Regions from separate parts of the Homo sapiens genome. Here region 2 is linked to region 1. The links are chromatin contacts, found by Hi-C or POLR2A ChIA-PET in ENCODE. All regions are on one chromosome and are shown on one strand. Each heading gives the region's core, a stretch centred on a gene start or an enhancer-like site at or near the end of the contact. The rest is flanking DNA. Distances are from core to core; before and after follow the strand shown. Region 1 overlaps LINC00692 (long intergenic non-protein coding RNA 692). Region 2 overlaps LOC124909357 (a long non-coding RNA gene).

Region 1 (6,776 bases), core at 883-3,382:
GGGTCTACACTGCCTTTATGAGCTGTTAATACTCACCTCGAAGGTTTGCAGCTTCACTCCTGAAGCCAGGGAGACCACGAACCCACCGGGAGGAACAAACAACTCCAGACGCGGCGCTCAGTCTTAAGAGCTGTAACACTCACCGCGAAGGTTCGCAGTTTCACTCCTGAGCCAGCGAGACCACGAACCCACCAGAAGGAAGAAACTCCGAACACATCCGAACATCAGAAGGAACAAACTCCAGACACGCCGCCTTTAAGAACTGTAACACTCACCGCGAGGGTTCGCGGCTTCATTCTTTAAGTCAGTGAGACCAAGAACCCACCAATTCCGGACACGGAGGTAACTTCTGTTCGTTGTTTAAGACAATTCAAAGGCTGCTTTCTCAGAGATATTTCCTGAACTCTTCCTCCTTGCTGAGTTGAGTTTCTCTCTCCTGTGATCACCCAAGCAGCCCTCTTTTACTTTTTGACATAATACATTTTATTAAGTGATTTATTATGTATCTGCTGTATCTATGTGGCTGCGAATTCTTTTTTAAGGCCCAGGTCCATGCCTTTTTTCTGTCTAGTGCCTGGCACTGTACTTGGACATAATTGGTGTTAAATGAATGATTGTTTAATAGACATATAAATCAAAAAAATTAATAGGAAATAAAATTGGGAAGAAGAAAATGGATAGGGAGATAAGCTGAATCTAGTGTCACATCATCGGTGGTTTTAATTTTGGTGGAAAGCTTTTCTGAGACTCAAAAAGCCTGGATGTGTTTGGTGGTCAGCCTTATCCTTGTGGTCTTCTTGTATCTCTATCAAACAGATGGAAAAATTCCCTTCAAGTAAATAGGATCTGAAGACAACTTCTGTGTCCAGGAGTCTCAGAAGTTAATATAACAAATTTATGAATATGTAACTTCTGAAATTTCATAAAATCACTTTTAAATTTTCTCTGCGTTTGAGAGTAGATACTAATTTGAAGTTTATTGATGGTGGAGGGATAATTATAGGCATGCCATTTATCTCTCAGCTCCTCTGAAACTGAAGCATTTAAATAATATGTTATATGTTTATACAGCCTCATATCCCATGTGTCAAATTTTCTTTTAATTTGAATATAAAATATAGAAGATAAAAGTGTCAAAATGATCTTACCGGTTAAATCCTTTTTATTGTTGTTCATTTTCATGTGGTAATGCCCTAAAAGGAATAATACGAACATGGTTTTGAAATGCAAAAGGAAGAGTAGCATGAGCAGGTTTTGAGCCAAGTGGTGAGCTACCAGAGACCAAATTATTCTCCGGGCTTTATTATTAGCTGACTTTGTGGATTTGACCAGGGAATATGGAGTAAAATAAAAGCAAGCACTATCAATAATTCATTCAATCACAGTCGATAAATTAACAAACAACTGCCAAAAGAATGGTATTTGCATCAGGCATAATAAGTACCAAGTGGGGGGATTCCATCAGCTGGAGATTAGGTTCCATTGAGCTAACAGAAAACCCAAGAAGAGGCTATTTTTCTCATACAATGAGAAGGCCAGAGATAGGCAATCTAGAGCAGTAATTGTGGCTTCATGTAAGCTCTTTCTGGCTCTGTTCTGCCATCCCTTAGAAGTATAGCTTTCATTTTCATGGTTATGAGATGTCTGTTCTACCTCTAGTACTGTGTTTGCATTCCAGATATTTTTCATGTATCTTCTAACAAGCATAGTGCCTAGCTCATAAGAGGTACTCAAATATTTATTTAATACATGAATAAATGGTGAGTCAGTGAAAAAAAATCTGAAGTTGTACAAAAGTGGAAGCTCAGTGTTCCAAATTATTTAATAGCCTGTCATTATCAGATGATCCGAGCAATTTATTTTTGCATTGTTACAGGCTGTGTTCTCCAGAAGTAGACAGTAGACCCTCAGATGTAGTCTGGTGTTCAAGATGTTTGTTAAAGATCAGTATCTGTAAAAGGAAAAGAGTTAGAAGCAGTATCAACTAGAGGAAAAAGCTAACATGCAGTGCAAGCCCAATGAAGCCTCTGTAGGTAGCTTTAGAATAAGCATTGCCTGTTAGACTGGTCTTACATTGGGTTGAAATGACCGAGTTTCCATATCCCTACTATCTCCTATCCCCTGACACTCTGCTTAGTCATCTGATGCAGGCTGCTCTGGGAAGAATGTGAACTTGAGTGAGGTGGCTTTCTGCAGCTAAGACTATGAAGAAGCTGAGAGTAGGAGGCTGCCTGGTGACTGCACTCCCCACTGCTGGGCGGGAAGTCCTTTCTTGAAGTGATCTGAGTGGCAAACCTCCATATCTGCTATAGTATGATATTTCACATATCCAATAACCGATGTCACTTGTCATGACACAAAAATAAAATGACAAGATCCATAAAAGAAAAGGAAAGAAGAAAGAAGGAGGAGGCATAATGAGAGCAGAAAGCTTAGCTCAAGGAAAGTGTCTTAATCAAGTTGGGCTGTTATAACAAAATAGTATAGACTGGGTGACTTAAACAACAAACATTTATTTCTCGCAGTTCTGGAGGCTGGGAAGTCCAAGATCCAAGATGCCCACACATGTGGTTCTTGGTGAAGGCCCTTTCCCTAACTTGCAGACAGCACCCTTCTTGCTGTATTCTCACATGGTGGAGAGAGGTTTCCTTTCTTGAGGAATAGCACATATTCACGAGCTTCCTTCATTCTGTCCTTTTTGAATGTTTCCTCTAGTCTCAGCTGGCAGTGTTTCTGCTGATATAATCCCATCTATTTTCTGGCTTCTGTTGACATCACTGATTAGGTCTGTGATTCACACCCACACTAATCTCCTTATCAAATGATTGGTCAGACACATGCTTGGTATTTTCTTCTGAACATGCTTTTTCTTTTTTTTGCAATATAGACAGGCTGGGCATTTTCCAAATCTTTAAGTTCTGGTTCTCTTTTGCTTAACAATTCTGTCTTGATGTCATTTCTCACTTTTTGCATTATACTCTGAGCAGTCAGGAGGAACCAAACCAGTTTTTCAACCCTTTGCTTAGAATTGTCAGCTAAATATCCAATTTCATTACTTGCATGTTCTACCTTTCACAAAACTCTAGAATAAAAACACAATTCAGAATAATTCTCTGCCACGTTATAACAAATGTTGCCTTTTTAAAAATTGTTCGATAACTTGTTCCTCATTTCTGTCCGAAACCTTATCAGAATGACCTTTACCATCAATATGTGTACCAACAGTATGTTGATGATTAGTTACATATTCTCTGGGAAGATGGAGGGTTTTTTCTTTCACTCTCCTCTTTTCTTTCTGAGCTCTCACTAGAATCCCATTGAGCAGTACCTTAACAATGGTCTCGAATTGTTCTGGTATGCATCTGAAAACCCTTCTAGCCTCTATGCATTATTCAGTTCCAAAACTGCTTCTGTGTTTTTAGATATTTGTTACAGCAGCACCCCACTTCTAGGTACCAATTTCTGTCTTAGCTCTGGGTACTATAAAAATACCATAGACTGGCCCGGTGCGGTGGCTCACGCCTGTAATCCCAGCACTTTGGGAGGCCGAGGTGGGCGGATCACGAGGTCAGGAGATCGAGAGCATCCTGGCTAATAGGGTGAAACCCCGTCTCTACTAAAAATACAAAAAATTATCCGGGCGTGGTGGCAGGCGCCTGTAGTACTAGTTGCTTGGGAGGCTGAGGCAGGAGAATGGCATGAACCTGGGAGGTGGAGCTTGCAGTGAGCTGAGATCGTGCCACTCAACTCCAGCCTGGGCAACAGAGTGAGACTCCGTATCAAAAAAAAAAAACTATAGACTGGGTGGCTCAAACAGCCAAATATTTAATATATATATATATCTTTTATATATAATATATATATCTAGTGTCTCTCTATATACATATATATACACATATATATACAGCAAGGTGCTGTCAGTTTCCATTCTTGGTAAGCGCCTCTGCCTAGCTTGCAGACAGCCACCTGTATCCTGATCTGTCTGCTTGTAGTTGTAGCCTCACATGGTGGAGATGGGAGGACCTCTTTTTAAAAGGGCACTAATCCCATCATAGGGGTTCCATTCTTGTGATCTCATCTAAAACTAATTTTCTCCCAAGGACTTCACCTTCTAGTAGCACCACATTGGGGGTTAGGGCTTCAATGTATAAATTTTGAGGGGACGTAAACCCTTTGTTTCAATCCATAACAGAAAATGATGGCTATTGATGTTGGAACTCAGCATTGACTTTGCCTATATAAATGCAACATCGTTAATGAACGGTTCTCAATGGACAGAAGTCTCTACTTGGGCAAAGTGGTATAACAGCAGCAAGTACTATTTAAAACTGATTTGACTGGAAGGAAATGGTTTATAAATGGGATTTCTAATGCAAGTTGCTGTTTTGGCTCTGAGTATGGAATCTAAGCATTGCAATCTCAAATAGAGCCCCACCTTGTGGTTAGTAGAGGAAGCTGCTCATCTCAGGAAATGAGTGGTTAGCTTTCTATTCTTTAATAGTGTGGGCTGAAGTAGATGTTTTCTTGATTTTTAAAAGCATATGTTTTTTGAATTTTATTATTATTAATTATCTTCACGTGGATACATAGCTGATAAGCAGTGCTTGATTTTATGACCCTTTAGCTTTGCCATTTGTTTCCCATATGCCCTCTTAGAATGTCCTTGGTATACAGTCCCCTCACCTGTATGTTATTTCTGGTCACTTTTTTACTCTCAGATGACTCCAACTAATCAATTACTGAGCTGAATTTGGCTCAGGGAGTATTTGCCTTTCAATAATGATAGCCTCTTGATAAAGTAAATGCCTTTAGGACCCTAGGGAATGACTCAAAATAGTGTGTGCTGGACATTTTGGTGTAAGGTGGGAGAAATATTTTGGACGGAAAGAAAATCAGGAAGAGAGGTGCCAGACTTATTTAAATCTAACTCAATCTATACTATCTTTATAGGAAATTAAAAATATAATACAATTTAATTAATTATGAGCATAGTCTATTTTTTGTTTCCTTTAATTATTGCAACTAACACATTTTCTCTTTTGCCAATAAAGGAAAACAAAAATATTTCACTCCAAAATATACTTCAGTGACATATTTCAAGAGGGTTATTCAGAGGGCCTACGGACAGGAATAGCCCTGAAAAGCTGCCTTTTGTGGAAGAAATTTGCATCTGTAGAGAAAAATCCACGTTAGTGAAATAAATACCCAGACTTTCTCTGAGGCCCTCCCCCTTATCCAGATCTAGAAAAGATGTACTCAACCACAAACTACCATCTCTTTTTTTCTGAGAGCTGCTGTCTGTGAGGTTTCATGTACACAACAAGCCCACCTTTGCCCCATGCCTTTCTTTCTCCCTCCTATAACCGTCTTGCTACACTCCAAGCCCATGTTTATTCTATAATCTCAAGATGGTGTAATGGCGTTAACCACCTGGCCCTTTCTTTGAGTTTTCACATTTTGTATTACTTCCATGCACATGTGTGTGCAATAATAAATTTTGTTTGGCTTTTCTCCTAATAATGGGCTGTTTGTCAGCTGATTTTCAGTGAGCCTTCAGAAGGCGAAGGGGAAGTTTCCCCTTGGCTTCTGCAGTTTTGTTGTACTGCAGGATACAAAAAGCTCTACAGTTTTGTTGTAGAGCAGGATAACCAAAACCACTCTGCTCCTCTGGATGTCACATCAAGGGAACCCAGGATCTGACACGCCAGCCGTAGGGTAAGAATATCTTCCCAGTCAGATTCCCAGGTGTCTTTCACGAATCCTGTTGAGAGGTCGGTAAAAATCACTATCTCTTTTTCCTTTTTCAAATTAAGATTAATGGGAGAAAAGCATTTACAGTAGTCTTAGATGAAGCAACTCTAGTTTATTTTTTAGTGTAAATATTCATATGTTTGGTCCTTGTGCTCTTAAAAGTAATGGTAAAACCTGCAATTACTCTTGCACCAACCTAATATCTCAAACTTCTCAAAGTTTAAGAGTGACTCTAGGACACCTTCTTCCATTTGCTATGCCTCTCCTTTTGCCACCTTCAGTCTCCCATCTAGTTTCCTTAAGTGATTGATACGTTCCCCTTCAAGACGATAATTCCTCCATTTGGTAGTCACTGGATGAAAAACTGAAGAAAGAAAATAAGAGAGTTTCAATTACCACATAAACAGATCTAAAAGATATGCTAGTGACTCTGGGACCCCTTGAGGAATAAAGCCAACGTGCCAGTTTTCATGTGCGTCTGTGTGAAGAGACCACCAAACAGGCTTTGTGTGAGCAACATGGCTGTTTATTTCACCTGTGTGCAGGTGGGCTGAGTCCGAAAAGAGAGTCAGCGAAGGGAGAATAAGGGTGGGGCCGTTTTATAGGATTTGGGTAGGTAAAGGAAAATTACAAAGGGGGTTTGTTCTCTGGCGGGCAGGAGTGGGGGGGTCACAAGGTGCTCAGTGGGGGTGCTTTTTGAGCCAGGATGAGCTAGGAAAAGGACTTTCACAAGGTAGTGTCATCACTTAAGGCAAGGACCGACCATTTACACTTCTTTTGTGGTGGAATGTCATCAGTTAAGGTGGGGCAGGGCATATTCACTTCTTTTGTGATTCTTCAGTTACTTCAGGCCATCTGGGCTTATACGTGCAAGTCACAGGGGATGCAATGGCTTGGCTTGGGCTCAGAGGCCTGACACCAGTGACCCCTTTTGGGGCCGCCTTTCTTTCTCATGGAGTCCTGAGAGTTATGAGTTGATTTGGCCCTATTCGTTAATGGATGTTGCCCTGAAATCAATGACCCAG
Region 2 (6,098 bases), core at 2,788-5,287, 56 kb after region 1:
CTTAAGAAGATGTTTGAGATTCAGGAGAGATAAAAACTAGATAGAGAAAAACACTGTTGTGAATCATATGCTTTCGAAAAGGAAAATGTTCAAATTATCACAGTGTTACATGCTGTTTGGCTGGTTGGCTGTGCCAAGATGAGATTGGAACTTTGCCTGTCAGATCCCTTGGCTTCACTGAGCAGAGTTTTGTACCAATACTGCAGTAAAATTCTTGCTATTTATTTAAGACACAAATCAACATAGAAATATATACTCTAAGCCTAGAGAATCGAGAGAAAACTAGTCTTGACACAAAATTAGTAACACTTAAATTTATTTAATTCAAAGTCCATGTTAAAGCTCCTTCCAGAAAGAGGCGTATAGAGACATTGCCCAGTGATTATTATATGTCAAGAGTCTGATGCTCAGATTGGGCAAAACCAAGAGCCTCTTTTTCTCTCTACCTCTTTGCTGAATGTCTTCTTAAACTGGCTTATTTTTTCCCAGTATTATACATTATAGCTATGTATTATACCTATAAAATTAGATGATCAGGTAATGTAAGGCTTGCCTTTTTGAGGCTGTATTTGTATCCGAAGACAGAGAACAGATCATAGAAAGTCTGTTTATCATTGAGTTTATCTCAGGTGGCCACAGAGACATTTTTATGGAAAATGATTATTCTCTATTCCCAAACTTTATTTTGGATTCTGCTCCCAGTCCCCATTCACTGTTTCCCAGGTCTAATAAGTTTCCTTCTAAATTTGCCTTGAACTGATTGGGAATCTGTGAAGCCCACGGAGGTATACTCAGAACTCAGTGTGATGTGAGAAAGTGCATTTTTCCAGGAAGAAAAGCCAAATCTCTTAGGAGATTCTCACACAAATACATGCTTCTCCTCTGAAGTTGGAGCACCATCACTTAAATTGGCCATTGTGATTAAAGATGCTCCATTTGCTATGACTTCTTTCCCAGATAAATTGGCATAAATGGCTTAGCTGTCTAACAGCTTATAATCACCACCCATAACACAGTTATCAAAAAAGTTCTAAACAGTATGGTATGACCCAAACTATAATAGAAGAGTGAATAAAGAGATTCATGTGACCTATGGTGGAAATTTTTGAAAGATGTCACACTGAATCTTTATAAGCCCAGTTAAGAGCTAGAACATTTTAGGCATTCTTGACAGTATTATAAACAAATTCTACACAATTTTTAGCTAATAAATGAATTTATCATCTCATTAAAAATAATAGTGATAGATGTGTTTAGAATTAGATCAGTGGCTTAACTATGTTAGAGCTCTAGGTTGGCATCTCCATGATTCTCTTGTTCTACCCTCATGGTTGTAAAATGGCTACCACATCTCCAGGCATAACGTCACATAAATGACTTTAACTAAAGGCAAATGTAGGGTGAGAGCCAAAATAGTGAATATGATCTGTCCTCATGTCACTCTCATCTTTTATCAGGGAAGAGAAAAAATCTTTCTGGAACAACTTTCTTTACAATCTCCCCAGATAACTATTCTTTATTCCTTAAGGGCCAAAACTTTGATGCATAGCCATTACTAGAAACAGGAGGTCTTGGAAAGTGAGTGACTAGATTTTTCAGACTTTGCAACAGGAGGTGAGTGATGGTTAAGTGGGTCAGGAATGGCTGCGAGGTAGCAACAATCGTGTCTCTGCTATGATTGCCAAAATTTAAAAAATCAAGAGATTTCATGTGAAAATCTGAATTACACCATCTTTGGAAAAATGAGAAAAATCTGAAAATGCTGGCTGTGCTTGTGTGAAAAAGATAAGCCATTGCTCAGTAGCAGTTGCTTTATTAGGATAGGGAAGGAAAATTGATTTTGCCACAGGCCTCATTATTGTCCATTTTCTTCCCAACACTGGGACTCTGTTATTTGCCATTCCTCATTGTGTTTGCCTTGTTGTTTTTGTTAGATGAGGGCTCTTTCTTTTGTTCATCATACTTGGTTTTCCACTATAGGTATTTCAGATGAATTTGTTTGGGTGGTAAGACCAAGAAAACACAACATTCCAGAGTGACTTTTTTGGGTCCCTGTCTGTATGTAAAGTTTTGCTTTTAAAGAAGAAAAACCTAACTTTTAAGCAGATCATCTAGAATCTTAAGCCTTGCAGATCAAGTGAAAGTAATGCATTTGGCTGGAGGTGTCAACTTGTCATGTCCAGCAGGGAAAGTTAAGGAGGAGAGAAATGAATTTGCATCTCCCAAGATGATCAGATTCGGAGTAAAAATAATACAGCTTTATAAACAAAATAAAACCCAATCAAAATTCCTTTAAAATGAAGTTACTGAGTTTGTTCATTTGAGAACAGCAAGGGAAAAATATGAAATATTCAGAACATTTAGGGAAAAATATGAAATACAGTGATTTAAGGGGGACTTTAATGGATTCCCACAGGAAAAATATCATTAAAGAATTTAGAAAACAGCATCATGCAGTTGAGGAGTTTTTTTTTTTTTTTTTTTGCACCATTCTTAAAATGCCTCCAACTGATTTTCATTTACATTTTGACTCTAGGGACCCAAACATCAAAATTATACCGTTCAATACAGAATGACTCAGAAGCACCAGTGTTTCCTAACTCTTGAAAGTGAAGAACATACTATATTCTTATATTTTTATATAAACTACATTTTTATATAGGTTAAAAATTCACAAGCATTTATTGAATGGATTAGATTACTGCAGTCAGAAAGGTCTTTTTATACACTGCTTCTGTCAAATGTGTTTTTACTCACAAGATTTCAATAGTTTCTTAATTTGTACACGTTAAATCTTATCTCACCTGCTCAACTCATAAGGTTTGGCTCCACCTAGCTTCTCCCACACTTTCTTCCATTATTTTCTACTAACTCCATTCACTCCTAAAAGATTCTTTCTTTACTGTTTCAGGTACTCACTGCTTATATTCCCTGTCCCGTGTCACTCTATTTATTTTCTTTGTCTGCAAAGCCAGTCGTTCCACACCCAACTCTCATCCAGACTAAAACAAATTTTCAAGGTTCATTTTATGACTTGACCTCTCCCAGGATGCTTACCTCATCTTCAACATCATTAATAATCCGTTTTCATTGAGTTGCAACACTTTATACAGCCTTGTAGAGAACATTATTGCTGTATGGATAGAGATGATATGCTCATCAAGGACAAGGTTAGAACATTTTATTTGTTTTCTGGCCTTCATGCTGCCCATCATAGCACTGAGTACAAATTGGGGACTCAGTAAATGCTGATGAATAATACTTCCCTGACATCTTCAAGCAGAGTTCAGTGCTTCCTTTATATCTTGTCCTATGAAGCATTGTTCAGAGCTTCATTAGAGCAGTGGGCTCTATAAATAAATACCTGTTTATAAGACAGTAAGTCCTTGGTGATCTGCAACTATATTCTTTTCATCCTCAAGTCTCCAGCCTTTCATGCTGCTGGGCACATAGGCTTTTAATAAGTATTTGTTGACCAAATGTATGCATAATAGTTTTTCAGGTTAGAGTAACTAGCAGCACTGAAGACAATTTGATTAATAAAGTGACATCCCTGGTACTGGAAGCTGAGTATGTAGAAATGCATATGAGACTGGCAGTTCTACTCTAGGGAGAAAGGAGAAGTTTGCTGAAAAAGGAAGAAGTTTGCTGAAAAAGGGAGAATTTGTTAGGATAGATAATATATTTGGAATAGTTTCCTTGTAAGAGTTTCTAGGCGTGGTCTTGTAAGGTTGGGAGTATTTTGCAGGTTGGGTTTTTTTTTTGTAGGGGTAATGAATAAATTAGACACCCATGGCTTGGTTTAAACAATGCTTAGAAATGTAGTCATGATCATGATGGAGAGGTTATTGAATTTTTACCTTCTTATAACCATAAGGCAGAGGGTGGAATTAGGGGGTGTTTGGGAGGAGGTTATATAGAAAAAATACTTGAGACTATAAGAGAAAAAGCTGAGTGATGGATAAAGGGATAAAAAGAATACACTGAGCCTCTTATCTGCTGTGGTGTTCTTAAAGCAGATAAACTGAGAATGGTGGCGCCCCCTAGCTGTCCACGTACATCCACTCTATCCTTAAATAGTGATTGGATTTTTGGCAGCGCATATGGACAGGCTAAATTCCTAGTGTGTCCGTGGAACTAAATTCATATGATGTGTGCCACCTTTGGATCAGGACTTTTAGGAATGTGTGTGTGCCTCCTCCACACTCTCTTAATCTTTATGCCAGCTGGATTTAGAGGTTGATGAGATCTTAAGGGATTCTGGAGCCACAAGATAGAAAGAATCTTGATTCCTGAATCACTACATGGAAGAGCATCACAGTCAATCGAGAACACCTATGTTGAACTGTTCTGTGAACCAAAAAAACCCTTCAATTTTGTTTGTCCCGCTTACATTTTTTTAACCCATTTGTCACCACAATTTAGCCTAACCTAATGAATGCACCAGATGTTTTTGCATTGACACAGCCTTTTCGGTCCTTTATATTTGCACTGCCACAAGATAAAATCCTGTGGTTGCTTTGTTGGGTTGGTTTGGGTAACTAGCAACTGGGGCAGGCTGCTTCCGGGTTACTTGCAATAAACAAAGAAGAGTGAAGTCTCTAAAGTGACGTGTAGGGGAATGAGTTGAATGAGGCTTTATCAACAAAGATATTGGTACTGTTGTTAGCCTGAGGCCTAGTGATATAATCTATGTTTTCAAGAAGTTTATGGTACAGTTGAAAAAGTGTGTCATTGGTGGGGCACCATGGCTTACGCCTATAATGTCAGCATTTTGGGAGGCTGAGGCAGGAGGATCGCTTGAGCTCAGGAGTTCAGGAGCAGCTTGGGCAACATGGGGAGACTTCATCTCTAGAAAAATAAAAAAAAACTAGCTAGGCATGTTGACCTCTGCCTATTGTCCTAGCTACCCAGGGGGCTGAGACAGGAAAACCACTTGAACCAGGAAGTTGAGGCTGCAGTAAGCTGTGATCGTGCTATTGCACTCCAGCCTGGGTGACAGAGTGAGAACTTGTCTCATAAAAAAAAGAGTGATGTTTACAAATGCAAAGTATATTAACAGGCCACAAACACATGCCCAATGAATGGGCAATACATGGTCTTGGGGTTGATAAATGTGTCTCCAACACAGGCAGCTGCAGTAAAGAATGGAAACAGCATATGTGGAAGGAGGAACCTGGAGAGAGAGAGGCGACTAGAAAATTTTAGCCCTTGGGATTTCACAGAAATTTTCAGGAGGGCTTTGGACTTCCATGGGTTATGGTATGGGGACGTAACATCATATTACCTACATCTCAAGGGAACAGGAGACCTCAGCTGATAAGTGCTTTGAATTAGTACCTTCTTATCTGTCCAATCCATCACTGTCACTCATTTATATTCTTAGCATCTATCCCAGAGTGAAGCACATAGTAGAAGCACAGTATATTTGTTGAGTAGTCATTGATTGCTTTTACTTTCTAGTTGTGTTTTTAGTATTCCTAAACTATGTTCCACAGAACTGCAGGATCCTAGAATGTGCTTCAAACTGTTCTTTGAAGCACACCAATGACTTCCAAATCCACAGCTGCATCCTCAAACTCTTCTTGGATTGTCAGACTTGTGAATTCAACTGCCTACTAATTATGGTCAAAAGGATATCCCATGGGTCCCTCAAAGTCATCACACACAGAAGCTTCAGGCTTGTGTGTCCACTTTAGAAACAGTACAGAAGAAGAGAGATTGTTTTGTTCCCAGTGGCCATAAAAACCCTGAAAACAGAAACAGTCCCAAATGTCTAGGGAATTCTGTGCCTAGGGAAATGGGATAGTCTAATTGGCTCCATTGGGTCATGTGAGCCACTCTGGGGGAAGGCAAGGCAAGACTCCTTGATCAAGAGCCTCATTAGAGGCTGATGTGAACTGGGGGAGATGCACTTCCCAGAGGGAAGTAAAATGGGACAGATAAAATAACAAAGGATACTTAACGGTAGCAATTCAATAAATATTTGTTAAATTGAGTTGCATGTGGATCTTCACAACCAAAATTTTTTTGAACTTTACAAAGATAACTTTTTGGCCTACCTTTCAGTATGAACTTAATTTTGTTGAGCCAGCTGC

The links. A loop is a pair of places that touch in the nucleus more often than their neighbours do. ChIA-PET counts read pairs that join two places held with the same protein, here RNA polymerase II (POLR2A). Pooled maps may share reads with other maps.
Region 2: a loop to region 1 is called in a map of naive thymus-derived CD4-positive, alpha-beta T cell, with 2.0 times the contacts of the local background. The contact joins two enhancer-like sites. A Hi-C loop is called at or near these places in 1 of 168 maps with a recorded cell type or tissue (naive thymus-derived CD4-positive, alpha-beta T cell), 2 of 37 single-sample maps with no recorded cell type and 9 of 50 pooled maps. POLR2A ChIA-PET finds 5 or more read pairs at or near these places in 1 of 52 experiments (activated T-cell).

What each region holds. Positions count from the first base shown.
Region 1 is chr3:25,852,684-25,859,459 of GRCh38, forward strand. It overlaps LINC00692 (long intergenic non-protein coding RNA 692), which reads right to left. Exons shown (of 8, transcript NR_034055.1): 8 at 5,849-6,115. Among named protein-coding and RNA genes, the nearest start is that of LINC00692, 18 kb to the right of the region's middle. RefSeq lists enhancers at 1-765, 5,973-6,776. Within about 2 kb of position 2,133, at least 3 of the 41 ENCODE cell types and tissues checked have a DNase peak (open chromatin) inside an H3K27ac peak, as active enhancers do.
Region 2 is chr3:25,907,159-25,913,256 of GRCh38, forward strand. All of the region lies in intron 1 of LOC124909357 (a long non-coding RNA gene), which reads left to right. Among named protein-coding and RNA genes, the nearest start is that of LINC00692, 37 kb to the left of the region's middle. Within about 2 kb of position 4,038, at least 2 of the 41 ENCODE cell types and tissues checked have a DNase peak (open chromatin) inside an H3K27ac peak, as active enhancers do.